2 separate regions of the Homo sapiens genome follow, and region 2 is linked to region 1. A link is a contact called in ENCODE Hi-C or POLR2A ChIA-PET data. All regions are on one chromosome and are shown on one strand. Each heading gives the region's core, a stretch centred on a gene start or an enhancer-like site at or near the end of the contact. The rest is flanking DNA. Distances are from core to core; before and after follow the strand shown.

The links. Hi-C counts contacts between places; a loop is a spot of excess contacts on that map. ChIA-PET counts read pairs that join two places held with the same protein, here RNA polymerase II (POLR2A). Pooled maps may share reads with other maps.
Region 2: a loop to region 1 is called in a pooled map, with 4 times the contacts of the local background. The contact joins two enhancer-like sites. A Hi-C loop is called at or near these places in 3 of 50 pooled maps. POLR2A ChIA-PET finds 5 or more read pairs at or near these places in 2 of 52 experiments (MCF 10A and activated T-cell).

What each region holds. Positions count from the first base shown.
Region 1 is chr7:51,118,126-51,123,576 of GRCh38, forward strand. The region is part of intron 6 of COBL (cordon-bleu WH2 repeat protein); the gene reads right to left. Among named protein-coding and RNA genes, the nearest start is that of COBL, 200 kb to the right of the region's middle. Within about 2 kb of position 4,191, at least 9 of the 41 ENCODE cell types and tissues checked have a DNase peak (open chromatin) inside an H3K27ac peak, as active enhancers do.
Region 2 is chr7:50,631,360-50,637,375 of GRCh38, forward strand. The region is part of intron 7 of GRB10 (growth factor receptor bound protein 10); the gene reads right to left. Among named protein-coding and RNA genes, the nearest start is that of DDC, 69 kb to the left of the region's middle. Within about 2 kb of position 1,617, at least 3 of the 41 ENCODE cell types and tissues checked have a DNase peak (open chromatin) inside an H3K27ac peak, as active enhancers do.

The sequences.
Region 1 (5,451 bases), core at 2,941-5,440:
GGCTAGAACAAATGGGCACCACAAGTTACTTTCCTGAGTTTACATATAATCTATTGACTACTGTATTAATTTTCTGTTGCTGCATATCACATTACCATTAGCTTGGTAGTTTAAACACAAACACACACATTTGTTATCTCAGTTTCCAGCGGTTGGGAGTCCAAGCATGGCTTAGCCGGGTCCTCTGCTCAGGGTCTCACAAGGCTGCAATCAAGGTGTCAGCAGGCTGTGTTTCTATCTGGAGGTTTGATTGGGAAGGCTCAGTGGGGTTGTTGAAAATTGCTTCTCTGGCGGGTTCAAGACTGAGAGACTTGGCCTTTTACTGACTGTTAAGCAGAGACAATCCTCGCATCCTAGGGGCCACCTGCATTTCACAATCTTTTATAATCACAGGGAGTGACATCCCATCATCTTTGCCATATCTTGTAAGTTAGAAGCAAGTTCCAAATTCCAATTCACTCAAGGAGAAGGGCTCATACAAGGATGTGAATCACTGGGGGGGAGAGGGGGAGGGGTGTCACATTAGGGTGTGTTGGTCACGAAGACCAAAAGTATGTTTTACGCTTCTATAATCTGGGGCCCTTGGAGGTTCAATAACTTCCCCAAGGTTGTATAGGTTAGTGTTGGTGGAGTCTGGGATGGATTCAAATCCAGGCAAAGCCTATGTCCTCCAAATATCCCTCCTACATTCAACAAGCAAACTACGCTCTACACTGCTGGAGCAGGCTGGACCCAGCCACAGAGAGGAATCCACAGCCAGAGCACAGTATCTGCAAATCGATGCTGTCCAGCTTTCCTGCAGCCATGTGGGATGTCAGACCCATGTCTGCAGCTCAAAATACCCAAATATAAAATTAGTTTCCTCAGTCCCAGAGTCACTTGAAAACATCTTATTTTCTAATATACAATTAAAGTCACCAGAGATTACATCACATAGGAAAGTTTTACAAATGACACAGTTTAATTCAGACACATAAAAAGGTTAAAACATACCTACCAAAGTTACAGGGACATTATCTGACAAATACAGAGATTCTGTCAGTTTGGTTATAAACTAAGTTTCCCTGGTGATATTATTACCTCTTCTAAGGTACCATAGTATTTAGGCTACCTAATCTAGGTTCTCATTACCATATATATCCTAGTGATATATATGGCGACACATTTTCTAATAGTTTAAATAAAGAGGTAGCTCAATACTAAGGGAAACATTGGTTTTGTAAGTAACAGCTATAAAACCATCATCCTCTAAGAACCAAGGGAACCAAATTATTTTTGACAAACAAACTCACAGCTGGCTTGTGAGGGAAGTCCATTTACCTTGGGCCTGTGTTTGTAAAGTAAAAGGAGGAGGGAGCGAAGCTGTGTTCATGATTCAAGGCCCTTTTCCTCTAAAATTAGACACTGCACCACGAGCTTCTCTAATATGGAAACTGGGTAGTAAGTAAAGTTTTTAAGAGGAAAAACAAGATTTTTGTATCACAAATACAGGTCAAATGTCTGTGGAATTCAAGTCTTTATAGTAAGCCTGTGTGGTCCTCCACATCAACGGGTCAAATATTATTTAGATGTTCACCAAATTATTCCCATGACAAAACCATTCACTTAAAAATATTCATCAATATAGGACTTAAAATATTTGAAAATCTTTACTATTTTTGTAAGTACTATTACAAATTCTATTAATACATTAACTCTTCAAAACCTTAGTTAAGTAGATAGGTAAGGATATTATTTGACTTCTAAGGAAATAGAACTCAGAAAAGTTGATTGGCAAGTCCTTTTGAGTGACTTGCCCAAAGTTGTACAGAAGTTGTGAAAGGATGAGACAGACCACACAGCCTCTAAACCAGTAGATCTCATTAAATACAAGATGTCTGTTCTTAATTGTTGGCTCCCTCAGCAAAGATATGCTACATGCTTTCAGATTTTTGGCCACAGTCCTGTTTGGCAATCTTAATATATTGAAATAAGTAAATATAATAAATATGGTAGTATAGAAAAAATAGAAAACAACAGAATCCTTTATAACTCTAGCTTGCAAGGATCAAACAAGGGGGTCAAAACAGTGTTGTCAAATGGTATAACATACAAAGGAGAAAGAAAATACATGGAGAGGGAGGGTAAATGGCCTAAAATATAAGTTATTTCACTGTCAAATAAATTTACCCACTAAAAATGTTTCAGGCATCAGTGAACCTTCTTAGGTTCACTGAAAATATTTTACTCAAAAATATAACACACGTAAGGCATTTGGAGAAACTATATTTACCATATTTAAGTAAAAAGATCTTACTTAAGGTTATACCTTTTAAAGGAAGTGGTTAAATAATTTTTTAAATTTTATCATTAATTATGGTAAATACACATACTATAAAATTTACCATCTTAACCACTTTTAATTGTACAGTTCAGTAGTGTTAAGTACATTCACATTGTTGTGCCACCAATCTCCAAAACTCTTTTCATCTTGTAAAACTGAAACTCTACCCATCCCACAATAACTCCCCAATTCCCACCCCCCAGGCCCTGGCAACCATCATCCTACTTTTTGTCTCCATGAATCTGACTACTGTAAGTGCCTCATCTAAGTGGAATCACATGGCATTTGTGTATTTGTCTTTTTGTGACAGGCTTGTTTCACTTAGCATGATGTCTTCAAGGTACATCCATGATGATGCATGTATCAAAATTTCCTTCCTTTTAAATGTTTAAGTATTTATTTTTGTATTATTACAGAATAATATTTCATTGTAAACAAATGAACAAACCACAGTTTATCTATTCATCCATCGATGGACACCTGTGTTACCTCCATGTTTCAGCTATTATGAATCATGCTGCGATGAACATGGGTGTACAGGTATCTGTCTGAGGCCCTGCTTTCAATTATTTTGGATATATGCCCGGAAGTGAAATTGCTAGATCCTATGGGGAATTCTATTTTGGATTTTCTGAGGACCTGTCATACTGTTTTCCACAGTGGCTGCACCATTTTACACTCCCACCAACAATGCACAAGGGTTCCAATTTCTCTACATCCCCGCCAACGCATCTTTTCTTTTGTGTTTTTTCTCATAGCAGCCATCCTAATGGGTATGAGATGGTATCTCATTGTGGTTTTGATTTGCATTTCTCTTACGATTAGTGATGCTGAGCATCTTTTCATGTGCTTGCTGACTTGTATATTTTCTTTGGAGAAATGTCTATTTAAGCCCTTTGCTCATTTTTTAATTGAGTTGTTTGTTTTTTGTTGTTGAGTTGAAGGAGTTCTCCATACAACACATCCCTTATCACATACATAATTTGCAAATATCTTCTCCCATTCTGCGGGTTGCCTTTTTAATCTGTTGACTGTGTCCTTTGGTGCACAAAAGTAAAAGCTTTGCAGATACTAAAATTTTGTAAGTTTGGTTGAGGAGTAAATCAAATGTCTTTGAAGCTGAAGGTTAGTTAACCACAATGAACCCAGAGCAGTCAAGGCTGAGTTCAGAATGTAAGTTCAAGACGAGATGGTGCCTAGGAGGCTCTGCACCCAGCTTCAGTTTCCAAATCCTGAACAGTGCCTCAAAGACAGGAATTGGATCTTTTTACACTGCTGCAAATTTAAAATCCTGATTTATATTTGAAAACCCACTTTTCTGATTGTGGATTATCAAGGTGGCTGGACAGAATCATGAATATACATATAAAGTTGCAAAATGTAAAGGTGAGAGAAATAATGAACTCACTCTTCCAGCAGTTTCCCTTCATAGTGAAAAACATACTGACTGTTGACGTGACTGACAGGCAAAACCAAAGTGACAAAGTATGACGAAGTACAAGGATAAGAACAGCATACTTAAATGATGGATATTTGAACAGCATAACTCTCTAACACAAAGCCAGCTTCCCACTTCCTCCATGTTGCTAAACTGTCAACGTGCAGGAGAGTGGCGAGCTCACCTTTCATTTTGATTTTATCACAGAGAGCTCCCATACAATGTCACACTCTAGTGAGTGTTAAAAATACTTAAGACTCTAATCTCCTTCAAACAACACTTGCTTCTTTAGCCACAAGTGTCAGAGAGGAAACGATCCACAAACAAAAGGTAGACGTTAAGCAACTAAAATAGCTCCAGCTTCCTTTCTCTGCACACTGGCGTTAGCTGCCCGGCTATTTCCACCAAGGAGGATCCTTGCAGCCTGGCTGTTTTCACAGGCTCTGCAGTGGGAGGTGCCACAGGTTCCCAGGGATGTTTGTGTCGGACAGGAACTCGGCTTCCTTTGTGCCTCTGAACACAATGCTGTCCTCATCTTCACCATCTCCAGGATGGGAGGAGGCAGCTGGACGCCAGAGATGATCTCTGCAGCACTTCTATTTCCCCAGTATTTTTAGAAAGGTTGTTTTGTACCATCATAAGTGTTGTTTTTTCGTCTCCACATTGTAGAATATAAATACAACCTATACTTGGCTGTTTATTACAAAATGCATTAGTATCAATTCAGTTATTTAGCTCTTTGCTAGTTTTGTTAATTTACTAAAATGGCAGATATGCTTTACATCTGGCACATTTAACATTTAAATGTCAGGCCAGGCACAGTGGCTCACACCTGTAATCCCAGCCCTTTGGGAAGCCGAGGTTGGTGGATCACCTGAGGTCAGGAGTTCGAGACCAGCCTGTGCAACATGGCAAAACCCTGTCTCTACTACAAACACAAAAATTAGCAGGGCATGGTGGCGCATGGCTATAATCCCAGCGACTCAGGAGGCTGATGCAGGAGAATCGCTTGAACCCAGGAGGAGGAGGCTGCAGTAGGCTGAGATCGCACCACTGACTGCACTCCAGCCTGGGCGACAGAGCGAGACTCCATCTCAAAAAAAAAAAAAAAATTGAATGACATAATTATTTTTGTAAAATGTAGACTCAAAGACAGTTTAGTTAGGCCTGAAAGAATCCTACTTGTTTTATTTGTTGTCCCTATCAAGACTTTTAAAGTCTCATAACATACTGTATGAGCAGACAGACAGATTTTTGGAAGTTGGGTAAAGCCAAAACAAAAGGAAGCATCTCAAAAAACAGGCAGATATCCGTATCTGAGCAAAACTGACAGATATATTTACAATGTATTTGGCTATGCCTACAGTAATGGCTTGGCAGTTCATGCCTTTTAACATGAATTTGACATGGGTTCCAGACTTCTTGAGTTTATGTATATTTGGAGCTGGCTAGCCTGATGAAGTTAACCCCATTTACTAAGTAGTTCCATCAAGGGAACAGAGTTCTACAGAACAAGAGCCTTGTATCCCTTGTCGCTAACTTGCCAGTTTTGCTTAATTTTTTTGACAAGAGGCCATGTGTGGAGGTGAACCAATTCTTTCATTTTCTGCCAGGATGTTTCAACTGCAGTAGGACTTTCTGCACAAGCAGAACAGGCTGCTGAGAAAGAGCACCATGAACAGACAGTGCT
Region 2 (6,016 bases), core at 367-2,866, 490 kb before region 1:
CACACACTGACCCACAGTACCCGAGATCCACACCTACCCTGAGACCTTCACACAGAAACCGAGACATCTGAGGGCTTCTGGGCCAGCAGCTCTTGCGACCAGTTTCATCCCAGTGCTTAATTATGATCTAGCATACTTTTTAGTTCAAAAGCTCTTTTAGGATGTAATGTAAAATGGAGTTTTTAGTAACTCTGGTAAATACTCGTGGTAAATGTTTTGGAGAAGCCAGGTTGTAATCACAGGGCCAAGTGGAGGCATTCACAGGGTAAGAGAAATTATCAAAGCAGGCAAAAGGTCCCGAAGACGTGATATGAGGTTGTGCATGTGGATGAAATCCTGTTCTGGGTGACCTACCCTACCCTACCTGGCCTCCGAGGGGCCTTGAGGAGAAAGCAGGAAGACTGCTGTGCCAGGAAGGCAAAGGAAGCCTTAACTCCACGCACATGTCTCTGCCCCTTTGACAGGAGGTGGAGCTATTTCTGGAAGGCAGAAAGCTTGCCCGATGTCACAGAGGTGGAAAGTACTGGAGCCAGGATCTAACCAGGGCTCCCCGCCCTGGCTCTGCTTGCCTTTCTTCTCCACTGCAACCCACTACCCAGCGTGTACCAGGTGGGCTCCAAGGCTTCACACAAAAAGGCTTTTGATTCCATGTGGCCCTGAAGGCCTCAAATTGGGCAGACCCTGAAGCCTGGAGGTTTGGGGTAAATTACATTTACTTCAGACTAGGGCATAACCAACCAGGGTAGGCTAAATTAATCTCACCAAAAAGGAATGTAATTCTGCCATTATTTTTAGTTCTGTTTTAAATTAATGATATTATTTCTTGATATAAGGGATAACTGAAGCACTACACATGATTATATGGCTCTACTCACCATAAAGAGAACACGCATAATAATCCTGTTCAATTATAGTGACTCAAACCTACTTAAAAAAAATGTGCTTAATAGCCTGCATTGTCCCACCTGAAGTGTTTTGTTGTTAGCCTGGGAGCAGTTCAGTGTCCCCCACCACAGCTGAGGCTTGACCCTGAGGCCTGGTCTCAGCTCCCCAGGACGCAGCACACTGCCCAGGGCTATGGAGATGAGACTTGTGGCCTGATTTCAAATACTGGAGGAGCCCCCACTGTCTGAACACAGCAAAGAGTGTGGCGCAGGTTCAAGGGGTGGCATGGGAGCCGGGTGCCCCACCCTTAGTGAGACCAGACCCAGAAGGGTGTGGCCTGATAGCCTTGGTTTCCGTTGCAGGGAGTCCTGAGGTCCTGAGTACCAGGAGCTCAGGGCAGTGCGGATGACTTGGGAGAAGCCTAGCTGGTTGGGCCAGTTGCTAGGGCTGGATGCTGGAGGGAGAACCACAGGGTTGGGGGAGTGTGAGCTGGCAGTCTCCAGGGCTACCTGCTGGGCTAAGCATCCCAGTTGCTCCTCCTACTGAAGAGACTCTGTTGCGCAGGAAAGGCAACTGTGCTGCACACTAGAGGGTTGTCCCAGTGGCCTGAGAGGTGTCCCTAGACCCCCGCCAAGGTTGGTGCTTGTACCTGCCCTGGAGAGCCTGGTCACGGGCTTGCCAGACCCAGCCATACCCAGCTCTGCCGCCCCCAGCCAGGGTGGTGGCAGAGTGCAGGACGGGATCCCTGGGAATCCCGCCCATGGCCAGGGAAACCCTGGTATTTCCCCACATCAACAAAGGCCAAAAATTCCACTGCTATTATTGCAACTGCCTCTCAACTGCAAGCGCCACCTACTGGCCTGTAGGGTGAACTGCATAACTCAAAGTAATTCCTGCTGACAGTATACAGCGGTGGGGGATGAGATAAGCCTCCTGAAACCTCCACCTCCCCATTTCTCTGTAGGAGACAGTGAGTCTGACCACTGGTCCAGCACACTGTTACTACAACCTACAAACAACTAGCATTTGAGAAAACCACTACACTAAAGCTATCTATAACCAAGTAATTCATAAAAGCCTTGGCCCCCTAAAACTACAGAGAAGCCAAGACAAAGGAACTTAACCAACATACAGAACAGTCACATCCTCAAGGTGGGGGAGGGAAGAAAAAATACCAAGCAAATGAAAGTAAATTCAAAAATAAGTAGTGACCGCTTCTACAGATGAGAAGAAACCAACACAAGAACTCCAGCTCCATGAAGAAACAATGTTGTGACATCCACATTAGCCCTCTAGCAATGGCTCCTAACCACAATGAAAACTTTGAAATGACAGATAAAGAATTCAAGATATGAAGTGTAAGGAAGCTCAATGAGAGCCAAGAGAAAGTTGAAAACCAACACAAAAAAACCAGAAGAGTAATTCTGGAGATGAAAGATGAGATAGATATATTAAAAACAAACAAAACAACAACAACAACTTTTGGAAATGAAAAGTTCACTAAAGGAATTTCAAAAAACAGTTGAAAGCTTCAACAATAGAGTAGACCAAGCAGAAGAATTTCAGAGCTTGAAGACTAGTCTTTTGAATTAGCCCAGATAAGAAGAAACAACAATTTTTTAAAAAAGAATAAAGCCTTTGAGAAATGTAAGATTATTTAAACCTAGGACTTATAGGTATTCCTGAGGGAGAAGAAAAAAAATAAGTTTGGAAACATATTTAAGGGAAATAATTCAGGAAAATTTCCCCAAACTTGCTAGAGATGTAGATATGCAGATACAAGAAATTCAGAGAACCCATTAGAGATACTACAGAAGATGCACATTCACCAAAGAATGGTCATCAGATTAATTCAAGGTCAACATGAAAGAACAAATTTCAAAAGCAGTTAGATAGAAGTGTCAAATCACCTATAATGGAAATCCCATTAGACTAACAGTGGACTTCTCAGCAGAAACCTTACAAGTCAGAAGAGACTGGGGGTCTATTTTTAGCCTCCTTTAAGAAAAAAGAAACGTAAGTCAAGAATTTTATATTCTGCCAAACTAAGCTTCAAAAATGAAGGAGAAATAAAGCCTTTCCCAGATAAGCCAATGCTGAGGGAATTTGCCACTACTAGACAAATCCTACAAAAAAATTCTCAAAGGAGTTATAAAAATGGAAACAAAAGGATGATACTCACCATCATAACAGCATACATAAGTAGACAAAGCTCACTGTATAAAGCAATTACACAACTGAGACTACAAATAAACCAGCTAACAACACTATGACAGGAATAACACTTCAAATACCAATATTAATGTTGAACATAAATGGCCTAAATGTTCCATTTAAAAGACATGGACTGGCAAACTGGATAAAAAAACAAGACCCAGCCATCTGCTGCCTACAAGAGACCCACCTAACGGCTAAAGACACCTACAGACTCAAAGTAAATGGGTGGAAAAATATATATCATGCAATGGAAAACAAATGTGAGCAGGAGTAGCCATTCTTATATCAGATAAAACAGACTTTAAGCTAACAACAGTTTTAGAAAAAGAGACAATGAAGGGCATTATATCATAAGAATGCATTCAATACAAGAGGACATAAATTTTGGAAATACGTGTGCAAGCACCAAAGCACCCACATTCATAAAACAAATACAACTACACCTAAAAGAAGAGAATGACAGCAATACCATAATAGTGGGGGGCTACAACACCCCACTGACAACAGTAGACAGGTAACTGAGGCAGAAAGTCAACAAAGAAACTCTGAACTTAAGCTAGACCTGATCAAATGGAAATAATAAACATTTATAGAACATGCTACCCAGCACCTGCAGAATATACATTTTTCTCATCTGCACATCAAACAAAATTGACCAGATGCTTTGCCATAAAGCACATTTCAATAAATTTTTTAAAAAATCAAAACCATATCAAGTATCTTCTTGGACCACAGTGTAATAAAATTAAAAATCAATACCATAAGGAACTCTCAAAACTGTACAAATACGTGGAAACTAAAAAACGTGCTCCTGAATGACTTTTGGGTAAACAATGAACTTAAGGCAGAAAAAGAAATTTTTTTAATGAAAATAGAGACACAACATATCAACACCTCTGGAATACAGCAAAAGCAGTGCTAAGAAATAAGTTTTATAGTGTTAAATGTCTATATCAAAAAGACAGAAAGTTCTCAAATTAACAACCCAATGTCACACCTCAAGGAACTAAAAAAACAAGAACAAAACCCAAAGCTAGCAGAAGAAATGAAATAAAGATCAGAGCAGAACTAAGTGTTATTGAGACCCCAAAAAACAAAACAAAACAAAAAAACCCACAAAGGATCAATGAAATCAAAAGTTGGTTCTTTGAAAGGATAAATAAAATTGATAGCTAGCAAGTTTACCTAAGAACAAAAGAAGATTCACATGAGCACAATCAGAAATGAAAAAGGTGACATTACAACTGATACCACAGAAATACAAAAGATCATCACAGATTATTATGAACATCTCTATCCACACAAACTAAAAAACCTAGAGGAAATGGATAAATTCCTGGAAACACCCAACTTCCTGAGATTGAATCAGGAAGAAACAGAAATCCTAAATAGACAAGTAGGGGTAATAAAATGGAATCAGTAATTATAAAAATCTTCCAATAAAAAAAAAAAAAAGCCCAGGACCAGATGGATCCACAGCTTTTTTTTTTTTTTCCTTTCCTTTTTTTTTTTTTTTTTTTTTTTTTTTTGAGACAGAGTCTCATTCTGTCTCCCAGGCTGGAGTGCAGTGCAGTGGTGCAATCTCAGCTCACTGCAACCTCTGCCTCCTGGGTTCAAGTGATTCTTCTGCCTCAGCCTCCCAAGTGGCTGGGACTACAGGCACGTGCCACCACACCTGGCTAATTTTTGTATTTTCTAGTAGAGACAGGGTTTTGCCATGTTGGCCAGGCTGGTCTCGAACTCATGAGCTCAGGTGATCCACCCACCTCAGCCTCCCAAAGTGCTGGGATTACAGGTGTGAGCCACCATACCTGGCCCTACAGCCAAATTTTAACAGCCATACAAACAAGAGGTGGTCCCAATCTTACTGAAACTATTCCAAAAATTTGAGAAGAAATTCTTTCCTAACTAATTCTACAAAACCAGTATCACCCTGATACCGAAATCAGGCAAGGACACAACAAAGTAAGGATACTGCAGGCCAATATCCCTTATAAAAACATAGATGCAAAAATCCTCAACAAAATACTAGCAAAGCAAATCCAACAGTACATTAAAAAGGTAATACATCATGATCAAGTGGGTTTAATTCCAGGGATGCAAGGATAGTTTGACATCTGCAGATCAATAAATGTGATTCATCACATCAACAGAACTAAAACAAAAACCATATGATTATCTAAATGGATGCAGAAAAAGCATTCAGTAAAATACAACACCCCTTCATGAAAAAAACCCTCAACAAACTAGGCACTAAAAGAACATACCTCAAAATAATTAGAGCCATATAGGACAAAACCACAGCCACTATCATACTGAATAGGGAAGAGTTGAAAGCATTTCCCCCTAAGAACTGGAATAAGATAAGAATGTCCACTCTCACCACTACTATTAAACGTAGCACTGGAAGCCCTAACCAGAGCAATCATGCAAGAGAAAGAAATAAAAGGTATCCACATTGAAGAAGAGAAAGTCAAATTTTCTGTGTTCATTTGATGGCATGAGTTGTGTTTTTTTTGTTTTGTTTTTGTTTTTTGGTAGGGTCTGGCTCTGTCACTTTGCTGGAATGCAGTGGCGTGATCTCAGCTCACTGCAACCTCCATCTCCTGGCCTCAAGTGATCCTCCCACCTTACCTTCCCCAAGTAGCTGGGACTACAGGCATGTGCCATCACACCCAGCTAATTTTTTTTGTACTTTAGAGATGAGGTCTCACTATACTGTCCAGGCTGGTCTCGAACTCCTGGACTCACCCACCTCAGCCTCCCAAAGGGCTGGGATTACAGGTGTGAGCCACTGCCTTAATCTTATATTTAGAAAACCCTAAAGACACTTCCGAAAGACTCCTAGACTTGATAAACGACTTCAGTAAAGTTTCAGAATACAAAATCAGCATATAAAAATCATTAGCATTTC